Linked DNA regions of Homo sapiens: all the other regions are linked to region 1. Evidence: chromatin contacts called from ENCODE Hi-C or POLR2A ChIA-PET data. All regions are on one chromosome and are shown on one strand. Each heading gives the region's core, a stretch centred on a gene start or an enhancer-like site at or near the end of the contact. The rest is flanking DNA. Distances are from core to core; before and after follow the strand shown.

Evidence for each region. Hi-C counts contacts between places; a loop is a spot of excess contacts on that map. ChIA-PET counts read pairs that join two places held with the same protein, here RNA polymerase II (POLR2A). Pooled maps may share reads with other maps.
Region 2: a map of PC-3 shows a loop between it and region 1 (3-fold over the local background). The contact joins two enhancer-like sites. A Hi-C loop is called at or near these places in 5 of 168 maps with a recorded cell type or tissue (Calu3, IMR-90, PC-3 and 2 more) and 3 of 50 pooled maps. POLR2A ChIA-PET finds 5 or more read pairs at or near these places in 2 of 52 experiments (IMR-90 and activated T-cell).
Region 3: a map of PC-9 shows a loop between it and region 1 (13-fold over the local background). The contact joins two enhancer-like sites. A Hi-C loop is called at or near these places in 1 of 168 maps with a recorded cell type or tissue (PC-9) and 2 of 50 pooled maps. POLR2A ChIA-PET finds 5 or more read pairs at or near these places in 2 of 52 experiments (IMR-90 and activated T-cell).

Annotation. Positions count from the first base shown.
Region 1 is chr6:9,402,556-9,407,428 of GRCh38, forward strand. No RefSeq gene overlaps it. Among named protein-coding and RNA genes, the nearest start is that of HULC, 750 kb to the left of the region's middle. RefSeq lists an enhancer at 2,263-3,462. Within about 2 kb of position 2,961, at least 2 of the 41 ENCODE cell types and tissues checked have a DNase peak (open chromatin) inside an H3K27ac peak, as active enhancers do.
Region 2 is chr6:9,519,020-9,523,892 of GRCh38, forward strand. No RefSeq gene overlaps it. Among named protein-coding and RNA genes, the nearest start is that of HULC, 870 kb to the left of the region's middle. RefSeq lists enhancers at 1,333-1,412, 1,819-1,868. Within about 2 kb of position 1,897, at least 3 of the 41 ENCODE cell types and tissues checked have a DNase peak (open chromatin) inside an H3K27ac peak, as active enhancers do.
Region 3 is chr6:9,501,409-9,506,281 of GRCh38, forward strand. No RefSeq gene overlaps it. Among named protein-coding and RNA genes, the nearest start is that of HULC, 850 kb to the left of the region's middle. Within about 2 kb of position 2,088, at least 3 of the 41 ENCODE cell types and tissues checked have a DNase peak (open chromatin) inside an H3K27ac peak, as active enhancers do.

The DNA.
Region 1 (4,873 bases), core at 1,711-4,210:
AACAAAGCACAAAATGATTTTATTTTTGTGATTGTACTTCAAATTTGAAGAAAAACATGATAAAGGGGTGGATTTTTATTGGATCCTTATTGCTTTTATTGGAACATTAAAATTTGGAGCATCCATGCAGGCAACCCCTTGTCAAAAGGTTCTGATTAACAAATAAAAATTCTTCTCCTTGTTAATTACCACATATACTTCCACAGCCAATGAACCTTAAATGATTCATTTAATTTAAAAAATATGGCTCTATAGTATTTGGTTTTCCTTATTTCCCAGCTTTTGTAAGTGAAGCAGTAAGAAATCTGCAACGGATTAAATTGGACCTATATTTTCTAGGTAGGGAATGGTTTTTCTCCGCCCCTCCCTCTGGCTTTTTTTTTTTCTTTCTTCCTTCCTTTTTTTTTTTTTTTTTTTTTGAGATAGAGTTTCGCTCTTGTTGCCCAGGCTGGAGTGCGATGGCACGATCTCGGCTCACTGCAACCTCCGCCCCCTGGGTTCAAGCGATTCTCCTGCCTCAGCCTACTGAGTAGCTGGGATTAGAGGCACGTGACACCACACCTGGCTAATTTTTGTATTTTTAGTAGAGATGGGGTTTCGCCATGTTGGTCAGGCTGGTCTCAAACTCCTGACCTCAGGTGATCTGCCCACCTCGGCCTCCCAAAGTGCTGGGATTACAGGCGTGAGCCACTGCGCCTGGCCTCCTCTGGCTTTTTGATCAGAGATGATTTCTGGCAGAGTAATTACTAATCTTCTGACATCTGTGGCTCAGCCCAGTTTTAGCATTTGGATTGAAAATACAAAAAGCAAAGGAAAAACCCTCTATGAGACGCTCTCTAAATTTTTTAATGAGCGTATTCATTATCAATACTATAAGTATTGTAAAAATAAGGAAATGTAACGATAAGGAAACAGTTTAAATGCAATAGTCTGATAAGCTTTTTTTTTTTTTTTTAGGTTAAAACTTGATCAATGTTTCTGTTAACTAATAATCTAGGAATCAACAATCTCATAAAACTGGTTTATTCAGCCCAGAAAATTAGGCAATCCATCATGACTGATTTGCTCACATTTCCGTCTGCAAATAAGTGAGATGGAAACTTTAAAACCAATAAGATAATGCACTTTACAAATTCAACTGAGAGAGATGGATAAACTAAGATGCCACTGGCATCAGTTACAAAAAAAAAAATCTGTCGTGTTTCCAATTATTTGAGCAGATTTTTGTATCCCAATTTGCTGCCAGCCTGGCTGCATCTAGCCCCCTCCTCCTGTTTTCTCAAACCAAATCATCAGGTCTTAAATCAGAACGAGCTCATCATATCATCCTATGAAAGGCCATCAGGGGATAAAGGACACCAGATGTTATATGAGTTTTCTTTTAGGCTTTCATTTCAGCCTTCCTGCATTCCCCATGCTGCTTTTTACTTGTCAGAAACTAAAATGTGCTTTGATAGATAACAACCCTATTTTCTTCACTGGCTGAGCTTAGAGAATACCATTAAGTATTGATATCTAGGGTGCTTAACTAGGGAATGCAATCACAGCAGTGCCAAAATTGGGGTTCTGTTGTATTATTGTACATGCCAAGATTTTTGAAAAACTCAAAATTAATTTTGTTTTCCCGAGGAAAAAAATACATAGTTTTAGTTGTGGGAGATGAAAGGAAGGGGAATCAAGGCGAGTCCTTATTAGTATCTCTGCTTCCTCCTGCAGATATTAGCACACATCCCGGAGTCCAAATAACCCTGCCAAGCCGAGCAGAGGTAGATTTTTGAAATGGAATGATGGCCCCAACTGCCAAAGCAAATTATTAAAATGCTCTATACTTTGAGAGCTTAGCATTTGCCTAACTTTGGGTTTGTTAACAAAGGACAAAAAAAAAAAAAAAAAAAAAGAGCTCTTCCATAATCTGTAGAGTCTCAGACATGCTGTCGTCCTGTTTACTGATGATAACAACTCGTTGACACATGGCAAACTACAGCATCTTGATTCACTTATGGGGCGGTTCAAGGTCAGCCACATACTAGTTACAAGAATATAGCCACATTATGTGATTTGATTCAAGAGACTAGCTCACTCTTCTCTGGTTTCCAATGAAATGATTTTTTAAAAGGACTTTCATAGCCATGGCAGTGTATGTGTTGTAAAGGGATTATGCACAAATCCTACTTGTGGCTAGCGTGTGCTCCTCCTGGGAGGTAGATAGATAAAAGTTACAATGAATGAGAATAGGTGTTTACCTACAATGACCTTAGGTCATGTAAGTGGAGGAAAACCTTGAATCGTGTTTTATAGGAAATATCACTGTCCTTAATCAGAGGTGGTTCCTTTCTCTCCTCCAGGGAACATTTGGCAATGTCTGGGATTGTTTTTGATTGCCGCGACTGGGGGACTGATGGGGAGGAGTGGATTCCTGGCATCTAATGAGTAGAAGCTAGGGATGCTGCCAAGCATCCTGCAACGCACAGAACAGCCCCAGCCCAACAATTATTCAGCCTCAAATGCTAGTAGTGGTTGAGAAACCTCGGCATAAAAGATGAAAACAGTAAAATGAGCACTAATGTCAAACGCTGGGAGAATAAGAGAGGGGAGGAGGTGCCAGAAGTGGTCAGCACTGTCCATTCAAAGAAAACTGGGGAGTGAGCGAATGCTAGAGTCCTTTCACGTGGTTCCTGGAGGTGCAACAGGATTCAACCTAAAGAAACTTCCAGGGCTGCCTACCCCACTTACAACCTTCTGCACGCAGTGGCCAGAAATTATTAAAAAGTATCCGGTAATATTAATCCGTATGATAAAAAGGTACCCTGCTGTTCAGATTAAACCTTGCAATGGTCCATGACCCAGAGACTACCAAAATGGTGCATCATGGCTACTAGGTAAATGTTCCTTTAATGAACAAAAGAATAATTGGATTTTAATTGAATGAATAAACAAATGAGCTATTTCTGGATGTCCGCACTTGGAGAGGTTTACTGACTCTTTCTTAGTCACTAAACCCAGCAGGAGTGGCTTAATGACTCATACCTTAGGGATTTTAAGGGAGGGATGCAGACCTCAGAGCTTCTGATATGCACGGAAGCATCCAGCTCACCTGTCTTCTCTTAACCCCATTAAATTAATTCTCCGCGTTGCAGCCGTATCGCTGCCTAAAAATATTCATCATAGCACCCATTCCTACAGGCTACAGTTTAATTATTTAGTATTGTGTTCAATACCATCCTTGATCCCAAATTAACCCCCTCTTCTTTCATGTTTTGCTACCTTCCATCACCTGTTTAATGCTCTGATCATTTCCTGCCCCCATGTGTTTCATCCTTCCATACCTTTCCTCCTATTGTTCTGTTGGCCTTCGATAAAAACCTCCATTTACGCTTCAGGTTAACTCCCACTCCCACTCCAATGAGATAATCATCTCCACTGGGCAGTGTCCATGGAAACCTTTGTTTAGACTAAATATCTTATTTTCCTGTTCTCTTTCAGCGTCTTTAAACGTCATCATGATAGCGTCATCATTAAGTTGATGGTATTACGGTGATTTTCAAACTGTGCTGAGTTGTTCATTTCGTTCAGGCTCCATAGCATGTGACAATGACAGAGAGAAGTAAATGGAATTCTGAGTCTGACCTCTCTTCAAATGTGGAAACTTTGCTTTCATCAGTTTTAGATAGGATTACCCATGTAAGACATGATTTAAAGAAAGTTATCTGCAGCAACATCAATGAAGAGTAACAAAACAACTGAAAATATTATAATATGATTTTTAAATTATCTGCCTGTGGTACTTTTATAAAGTCTGCAATGCCATGCACCAAACATAATGCTTAGAAATAAAACGTAGGTGTTGAACTGAATAGATTTTACCCACCAAAAGCACTGAATTAATGGTAGGTAATGATAATAATAATATTTTTTATTCTAAGTATTCAAAGTCAATGTTTTTATATGTAGCAAATGATCACTAAATAACATGTATATATGTGTGTGTGCATATGTGTGTAAATATAGAAAGTTATATATTGCATATTTAACTTTCTCTAAATGTAGATATAAATGTGTATATATGTACACATATACTGATATGTACACTTATCATCTCCCTACAAAAATACTTCTTTATTCGAAATTGTAAAATGATGCTGAATCTTCAAATCCTGCTCCCCATTTGCATTTCGTTAAGGAATTTCAGGATTTACTTACAAAACCACATTCTGAAAAGTGGTTTGTAAGTGTTGTTGCACGTGAGAATTCAACGTAATTATCTATTGTCATCAGAATAGACATGAAGGATTATGAGAAGTTCTTTTTGTCATGAAGCCCATGCTGATCCCATATCACATGGGGATCAATCTGCAAATCAGTCATCGACAGGGGAGATGAGATTTATTGATTGTACAACCTGAGCAGCTCTAAATATGCAAGTGTCACCATTGGAAATGAAGACAATGGCTTGAAGGCAACCTGGGACCATCATTCACACAATTTGAGTGGATTTTCATAAAGGGAATCTGAGACTGCGGCTGGTTAATACATGGCTAAGTAGGCTATGGCTCAAATTATGAAAAACTGACAAGCAATTTATAAGTTAAATCGTAAATATCCAAAGTCCAGGACCTTGTGTTTTAAGAAACAAAAATGTGTGACTGTCTAAGCAAGAGATACTGGACAAAAATTTCTATGATATCAGAACTCATCATCCTAAAATAGAATTCAGGGAAAAATTAAATGGATTTTTAAAAATCAGTTAACACAATGTATTACTTATTAAATTCTTTCATGGAGCAAATAGAAGACTAATTTCTCTGGAGCCATTCATGCCCCCAAAAGTTATAATTAAAGACACAAATTGAATGATTTTAATAATGATGAACGT
Region 2 (4,873 bases), core at 647-3,146, 120 kb after region 1:
CAAGCCATAAGCAAGTAGCTTCTATTTTTTGGCATTAGGCAAACTGTTTTTACATAAAATCGATTAGGCAAGTGACCAAATAAATAGATGACTTTTCAAAGTAACTATTTTGACCTAATATAAACATAGGGCCTCCAAAGTGAAGCAGAATATATGCATCACGGGGTTCTATTGTAAGGTATTTCCTGATTGGAGTGATATTTGAAACTATGTAAGTAAAACAGTTCATTGTATTCTAGATATCACCTCCCCTAATTTATAAGTAATAGCATTTATTTAGACTGGTTTTAAACTGTTATTCTTCTTTTTTATGCAATTAGTTTTTACACAGGACATAAATAAAATTAGCATCTATACCATTAGGTATCTTAAGGAAAATGCTGAACTGCAATTTTCTTTGTTTCTTGGATGAAACAAAAATCTATATATATATATACACACACACACACACACATATATACATATATACACACACATATACATATATATATACTGTGATTAGTATAATTAGTTGTGTGCACTGTCACACGAATGTGGAAATTTTCTTACAATTATTTAATTATCTACATTTCTGATGATATTCATTGATCTACCTGTATCGACTCTTACTTCAATCTATTCTCTTTTAAATATCATCAAGTATATGACATTCAGATTATGCTAACTTTACTAACTCTAAGTTCTTACAAAGATGATTAATTTCTTCTGCATGAAAATTTTAGCCTCTAAACATCGACTAAACCCATTTGGACATATATTTCCAATGATGACTAAATGCACTGATATATTTTATCTAAACAGAAATTCAAAATAACTTCTATATCCCATAGCCCTTACCATCAGTCTTAGTAAAAACAGATCAATAGAAAACAGTATAGCAGAACAGCAAACATAAATACTGAAACCTTATTTGTAGATCTTTGCTATAAATGTAACACCCACCACACACAGGGAGAGATACTGGAAATAGCTTTCTTCTGTAATAAGTACACTGCTCCTTGGGAGAAAGGTAAACTGCATTATGAGATTAAGATCAACACAATGAAGTTACTTTCTAAGGGTCTCATACACCCAAGTTTATGTTGAGGAGGAAAATGTCCTTTTGGTAATTGAACTAAAAATCTAATGGACATGATGGATGCTTGATTGTGTCCAAATGGCATGAAAGCATCCTAGGAATTCCATACAGAATTCAGTTAACTATTTTATGAAAGTGGGAGAAAAAATCGAAATAAAAATTGAATTTCAAAAAATTGAAATTGAAATGTGAAGTGAATTGATCAGCTACTGTTTTAGTCTGTTTTGCATTGCTATAAAGGAATCCCTGAGACTGAGTAATTTATAAAGAAAAGAGGTTTATTTGGCTGACAGTTCTGCAGACCATACAAGCATGGCACCAGCATCTGCTTGGCTTCTGATGAGGCTTAAGTAACTTACAATCATGGTGGAAGGCAAAGGGGGAGCCAGCATATCACATGACGAGAGAGGAAGCAAAAGGGAGATGACAGGCTGTTTAAAGAACCAGCTCTCCCGTGAACAAACAGAGCGAGAACTCACTTATTACTGCGGGGACAGCACCAAGCCATTCATGAGGGATCCTCCCCCATGAACCAAACACCTCCCACAAGGACTGCCTCCAACATTGGTCACATTTCAATGTGAGATTTGGAGGGGACAAATATCCAAACCATATCAGCTGTTTTGGAAACATGTAGCTCAGAACATTATGGTGATTGGATTTTAACATTTCGGCTCAAATATAAAACATGGGCTAATATGAAATCCAGGCATATCACCATATAAACAGAAGTCTCATCTTGATTTCAAAGATTTTTTTCCTGCATTAGTAGCCCATTATTGTTCTGTATGTGTCTCAACCGTTTGTCTTAATGTGTCAAATTTACAACGTTGCTAAGAATATGAGTCACATCCTTAAATACCACATATTCATGAAAAAATCCTCGGAAAGTGAGTCATTCAATGAACTATTGGGGGAAATTTTTAAACTTAATAAAGAATACCTTTTTAACAGGATAACTTGTTTCTCTTCTGACTGCCATGATTCTGTCTCACAGACTTCCACAGAAAATATCAAAGATTTTAGCTGAATAAATAAACAAAAGACCAGGCAGATAAACTGACTTCTCAGGCCCAAGGTAGTGACCTGTGTGACAATTTGGTCTTGGAGGCCTGATGTGAAAACCTCTTGCAGCCTCTGGGTAACGATGATTTGATTCCTATCTCCCCCATAGCCATTCTCAGCCTCTCACCTTGTGGGCTTTCCCTATGCACTGCACATAATCGGCAAATCAGTGGGGTTTTCCATTTCTGTCTCTTCTTCATAATTTGTTTTTCCCCTTTACTAATCTATTCAGTTCTCCAGCCCACTCACGTGATTTTGCATGATAAAGTTACAACAGGAAGACTATTAAAATAGCAGCAAATACTTTCTTTAAGCCAGGTGTATGTCATCTTTTGACACATATTGTCTCTCTTGATTATCACAACAACCATCCCAGGTAACTATTATTATTATATTATTAATCCCATTTTACATGTATAAATGTTACACCAAAGAAACATAACTTGCAGGATAATCAAAGAAGGATTTTATTTTGATCTTTCATGTGTATTATATGGGGCTTGTTTTTCCCCTATGCTTGGATGCAATTTTTGACAAGTCCTCTGGTTTTTCTGCTTACAGGCAAATAATGAAATCAGTTTCTGTTCAGTGATTAAAAAGATCATCTCCACATAGTGGTACCATCCTCAAATTTAATAAGTAAGGGCTTCTTGCCATTGTCCAGCCCAGGCCTGTGTAGTAAGAGGGCTGGTTACTCTCCCCTCCCCTGCCTTATACATTACCTCCTCTTCTCCATCCCACCGAGCTTGGTTTCGGACCCTCCAGAATGGGAGAGAGGGAGAAGTTTGGGCAGAAGGGAGAAGAGCAAAACGTCTTATTAGATTAATATTGTTGGGAAATTGCATTGGTTCTTGAACTTGGCAGATATTTTATGTGACTCTTTTGTGGGTCATTTCTAGTGCCTCCTCTTACATTGTTAAGGATTCGTCTTCAGCAATTACTTTAATTTATGCAAATACAACTCTTCCTGTAGGTCACATGGTCACAGTGTCCCTAACGGTCTAGATCAGTGGCCTTGCCTGTGTACACAGCCCTGTAGAATCTCAGGCCTACCGTCATCATAATATTTATTACACAACATTTGAATTTACACAACATTTGAACATTTGAAAATGTTCTTTGTTCATTAGAAAGCTCTCTCCAACACAATCTAAGATAATCTCAGCCCAGCTCTTTCATGCATGCAGCCACATCTGGGACAAGGAGTAGAATTCACAGGACCCAAGGCACAATCCAAAAATTATCTTCAGCCTTTTTTTTTTTTTCAGTGTCAGAGCTAGATGGTCAGAAAAGTGCTGCAAAACTGGTTTTCCCACGTTTTTTGCTTTGGTATGTGCCATTTATTGACTGGAAACACCACTAAAATTGTTCTTCGTTAACATTCTATTATTGTTGAAAACATCATGCAAAAGGTAATAAAGATTAAGTAGTTTTAAAAGTGACAATACATTTTCTAGCTTTTGTCTGATCAAAGAGAACTGTCGTTTTGAAAGAGGATTCACTGCTGCAAAATTATCAGTGTTTTGCCACTATCGTTTTTCTAGTTCAAGACAAAACAAAAACCTTCTAACAGGTTATATCTTTAAAGCATTGGAAAGATGACATTTCATATCAGTAACAAACTGGACTAAACAGTAGTCAGTACTGGCATTCATGAAAGAAAAAGACATAGCCTATTGGAGGTAAAGCTGCACTATCATTCACAATGGATAAGAGTCCCCAACAGCTCGGTCAACTATAATCCCAAATATAATTTTTTCTTGCAAATACTTTTATAAACACTTGGAACACATTAGTACATTTCTTAGAACACAACTGAAAAAAAAAGACAAAACTCTGATTGGTTTCTAACATCCTGGAAAAATATAAGAATTGCTTTGTTAATGTTGAATTTGTGTCACAAGAGAGGTTCAATATTCTGAGCCTGGGCAAATGATCTACACATGTGAGTGTATGTGAGTGTGTGTGTGTGTTGTGTTGGGTGTGCATATCTACTTGTGATATGAAAACTGGCAACATACCCACCAGCAATTTGTGTCAATCTAAAAATGAAGAACAGAATAAAAGTGTAGACAAGAGAAACATGACTATCTAGAAATCAGGTGGGCAGATCAAGCTTCAAATGCCTTCCTTGCTTCAAACATATGCACGTGGCAGATAAAAAGTAAAAAACGAGAAAAACTAAGAGGACATAGCCAGAATCAAAAATACAGTAAACATCTCTGTTGCCAGAAAGAGAGCAGAAACATAAAATGGTGAGGGGCAAGAAATGAAAAGTTGAATGCAGGTCGTGGCGACTGAGTTTGTCTGAAGGAAAATGGAGATTAAACTTCAAATAGAATTGAAAAGAAGAAGAAAAAAGCCTCCTCACAATTTGAAACCTGAAAGTAAGACAAAAAGTCATCACTAATCTCTGTCTGCAGCCATGACTCTTGGAACATAACACATCAAGAAACCAAGTGCAGATTTTCAACCAGGAGCTAAGTCAGCTGCCCTCTGAGCTCATTCCTGAGATATGTGATATCCCCAGCCTGGCTTTGAGTCAGGAAAGCTGCTTCTATGACTTGACCTGATTCTGGATTAGGCTATACATATAAACAGAAAATCATTGGACAGGGAGGGCTTAGCACAGAGATGGGGAGTAAAGGCTTTGGGATGGTTCCACTCATTGCCAGCATATAAACCAAATTTCTAAGGCATGTGAATAAGAAAGTGAATAAAGTAAGTTAA
Region 3 (4,873 bases), core at 838-3,337, 98 kb after region 1:
AAATTAGCGTGTCATTAAAAGTGGGTATGACTGCAAAAACTGCTGTTAGGCTGCTACTCTCAGCGCACTGCCTGTGAGGTAGCCCTGCTCTGCAGGAGCAGTCATGGAGCTATAACGCTGTCATCCCCTCAGTAAAGCTGTTTTCTTTTATCCCTGGTTCCCTGTTGAATCCCTTCCCAGTGAAGCCAAGACCTGCCCTGAATCAGCTTCATTTGATTCATACGACAGTCCCAAAACGTGGATATTAGTAACCTCCTGCTACCAATGAGAAACTGATACTCAGAGAAGATAGGCAGTTCCTCCAAGTCCTTCAACCAGGACACAGGCAAACCACCGTTCCAAGCCAGCTACGGCTGGCTTTGCAGCATGTGGCTTTTCCATTAGGCTTCACAAATAAATTCAATAACGCTCAATTGGACTAGGGATACTAATTCATCTCACTAAAGGTAAATTAGAAGAAACGGAACCCTTACAGTGGACCCTAAAACTCATGAAAGCACACCTGCTTGGATAATGTTCAACCACCCACCTCAAACTACCTGCAACGTACCTCTGAAGAACCAGGATGCTCCAAGCAAACAATTTTCGAACCAGTATTCTAGAGCTCAAAAGAGAAGCTAAGATGAATGATCTTATCTTTGGAAGTAAAAAAAATAAGCTCTTCACCTGTTAGAACTTTAAAAACTATAGTTATAAAGACTTTAAAATACAGAAAAAAACTCATTTAATAGAAAACATTAGGATTCCAACTTACATGTATTCAATGATTAAAAAAATACAAACTCATAGAAGAGGGAAAAAAAGGTAAAACTCAAAGTGCCAGTGTTTATGTTTCAAAAACTAGAGTAGTGTTAGTATCTATTAGGTTCCAGCCTCTCTTTACACTTTAAACTGACTTACATCTCATAGGAGTGCTCAGAAATTGGTGCTATGTTGTTCATTTTGCAGATCCAGAATTTAGGACGAGGCTAGTTATTTGTACAAATATTACACAATGTAACAGAACTAGGGCATAAATCCAATTCTGCCACCCAAAAGTCTATGCTCAAAATAACTTGAATTGTGGGCAATTGTCTTTCCCTTCACTATTGTCTTGTATTTAAAGAGGATTATATTATATTTCTAATAAAAATGACTTATAACAATGGGTGTATTTTAGATAAAATAAAAAAGAAACTCTGCATCCCATAACTGACTTGCAATAGTGAATTACTTAGGTTCTACATGAAATGCAAAACAGAAGAGCATACATTCATCCATTGAATTTGTTTCATGGAGAACTTTTAGTCCAGTTAATTCTGACAAAAAGTAGAATTGAAAAGAAACACCCGTTCACAGGTTGGCTAATAAGAAAACCATTTTTTACAAGTGCTAATTAATTAATGCAAGGTACTTAGTGCCTAGCACGTCATAAGTGCTTATAAGTGTACTTTGCTATGACTGATTACAATTATATAATGGGAGCTCAATCAGTGGTTCTTGTTTTGAGGATGACTTTTCTGTGGTTGAACAGTTGTTGCCTATTTCTTCCCATCTGAAGAAACCATCTGTGTCCTAAATAAAACAATGATCCTTTAACAGATCCTAAATAGTTTTAAGCTCAAGCGATAAACTCATGGGAAAATTATACGTCCAAAAGTTTAATTTGTATTCTATAGACAAAATGACTGATTGGCAGAATATTTTGCAGAACTTTGGCAAGTAGCAAATTCTTTGAAAAGAATTTCAAGATGGCTATGCCATCACATGGTTCTTAAAATACAAATGCACACAAGTGGGTCTTTCTTCTGGTAAAAGCCACACATAAGAAATAGACATATGATAATATGCTTGGAATGTGACCTTACAGTAAAAATGCCTTCTTTTTATCACCAGTTTGTAATTTTGAAAACAAAATGCACCATTTCACAACAGGAAAGCACTGGGGATGATGAGGAGCATAAAATATGTTCAAACAAATTAAGCTTGTTTAATATGTTTTGACTCTTCCATTTTTGTTTTCTCCTCTTGAACTACATGCTTTTTGTTTGTAGCTGTTGCACAGGAAAAAACGAGTGCCTTATATGCGTGAGAGATCTGTCATATGATTACCTGGAGGAAATTAAAATGATGCACAATGTAATAAGGCAAATGGAATGTTGAGCGATTATTCAGGAAATCTGACTGGCCAACGTACAGGGTAGTAATTCCTTAGACATTCCATTCTCAGAGAGATCTTGTACTTCCCACAGAGATGTGAAAAAATCCCCTTGCCTATAGAACCGCCATGGGAAGTCAATGCAAATCAGTGTATTTCCTCTTGTTCTGCGTAAAGGAACCTGAAGGGCAAAGAACATGTGTCACAAAAGCACCGTGGGAGCCTATCATTATTACTACTAACAAGAATAAATGGAACCTTTGCATACATAAACAAATCGTAAGAGGTATATATTTTTCCTTAGCTTTTAAAATCAATGGTATCAGGGCATTTTCTTGGGATTAATCTACTGGGGTTTTTTGCTACTTTGAAATGAACAAAGTTGAGTCAGTCATTAATCCCCAAGAAATTCTGTGCCTCTCTGTCACCGGACTGACATGTGGATTGTTGCTCCCCTTTGGACTCAAACGAGGTGCTCCAAAAACTCTAGCCTGATCACAGAATTAAAAAACAAAACAAAATAAAAAAAAACAGCAAAGGTACTCCCCAGCTTCTGGGGTTATTTCTTGGAGTTCAGAACGTAAATAAAATTTACTAAGTATGATTTTGTATTAAGAACCTTTCAGGGCTTCTAGTAGCTGCAATTCTAACATTTTGTGAAGAGTAGATTTGCAGCTGCCAACCTGCCCAGGCACCTTTTGCTTCAGTAGGCAGTAGAATAATTCCCAGAGGATCAAAAGCAAACACATTATGTGGCTTTTTGCCGAATGTGTATTCACTGCCAGGCATCAACCCTCACCTGGGGGAAAAAAGAAATCTCTATTATGGAAGAATATATCACCAGTAGCAACTGTTCTCACAGAGGTGGACATACACGGGTGTGAGTATTGACTCATCAGAATACAGGTGTGGTGGGAGAACAATTATAATTCAGGTAATAGCTAAACATGAATTTTAATGAGGATATTCAATAGTCATTAAATATGGCACTAGACATGGGGATTAAAGGTTGGTGTTTCTATGTGAACATTGCATGAGTTATTTTAGTTCTAATTATTAGAAGAATAACTAGAATTAATAGATATGTCTGTACTAGTAAAATTATTTAGTTTTTTTGATAATTCTTTGAATCCATTTGTCAGAGGTGTCTGAACCAAAGCAACTCCATCTTGAATAGGGGCTAGGTAAAATGAGCCTGAGACCTACTGGGCTTCAATCTCAGATGGTTAAGGTATTCTAAGTCACAGGATGAGATAGGAGGTCGGCACAAGATACAGGTTATAAAGACCTTGCTGATAAAACAGGTTTGCAGTAAAGGAGCCAGCCGAATCCCACCAAAACCAAGATGGCGATGAGAGTGACCTCTGGTCGTCTTCACTGCTACACTCCCACCAGCCCCATGACAGTTTACAAATGCCATAGCTGCATCAGGAAGTTACCCTATATGGTCTAAAAAGGGGAGGCATGAATAATTCACCCCTTGTTTAACATTTAATCAAGAAATAACCATAAAAGTGGGCAACTAGCAGCAGCACTCGGGGCTGCCCTGCCTATGGAGTAACCATTCTTTCTTCCTTTACTTTCTTAGTACTTGCTTTCACTTTACTGTATGGATTCACCTCGAATTCTTTCTTGTGAAAGATCCAAGAACCCTCTCTTGGGGTCTGGATTGGGACACCTTTCCAGTAACACATTTATTAAAGATTAGCGAATTTGCAGATTCACTAAAAATAGAAAGTACTATTTTTCTGTTACATTGATGCAATAACTAATTTGGTTGTTAAAAGTTTCTAACTATAAAACAGTTTACAAGAAGGAACTCACTGTGGAATCTGTGATTCTCCTCCCCAAACCCCACGAACCTTTCTCTCATGAGAGTTTTTTCTTTTGAACTAAAGTGCCCAGACACAAGTCCCCGCAAGAGGTCAAACGCTAATAATGAGAATAGATGCAAAAGCTGAGGTCATAGACCGATTATTTTTTACATACCATTACTAAAAATGCCAGTTTTGAAAGGGTTTCACCTGTTGTTTTCTTTATTGTTCAGGGTACACCTACCAAAGGCAGGAAAATCTAAAAACTCTTGTGTTTCCTCAAAGACAATGTGGCAAAAAAGAAAGGAGATTTTCTTTTTTTCTTGTTTCTTTTCTTTTCTTTTTTTTCTTTTTGAGACGGAGCTTTGCTCTTGTTACCCAGGCTGGAGTGCAATGGTGTGATTTTGGCTCAGCGCAATCTCCTCCTTCCAGGTTTAAGCAATTCTCCTGACTCAGCCTCCTGAGTAGCTGGGATTAAAAGCATGTGCCATTACACCTGGCTAATTTTTTTTTTTTTTTTTTTTTTGTATTTTTAGTAGAGACAGGGTTTCTCCATGTTGGTCAGGCTGGTCTCAAACTCCCGACCTCAGGTGATCTGCCTGCCTTGGCCTCCCAAAGTGCTGGGATTACAGGCGTGAGCCACTGCGCCCGCCCAGCCAGAAAGTAGATTTTCTGTGAAAGTAATTCACCTACCCCACAATCTATTTCCTACCTGTAAGATCTCTCTTGATTTTAGTTATGTGCTCTAAAAACTTACTGATAGCACTAGCTTGGACTTTTTTGGCATTTTGTAGTTTTCAAACACTTTCTTATGTAATCTCAAATATCCTCATCCCCATTTTTCTGATGAGGAAACTATAATGAGGGAAAACTAGAAAACTCCCTAACATCTAAAAAAGTGAAAGGTGATTAATTAGATGTA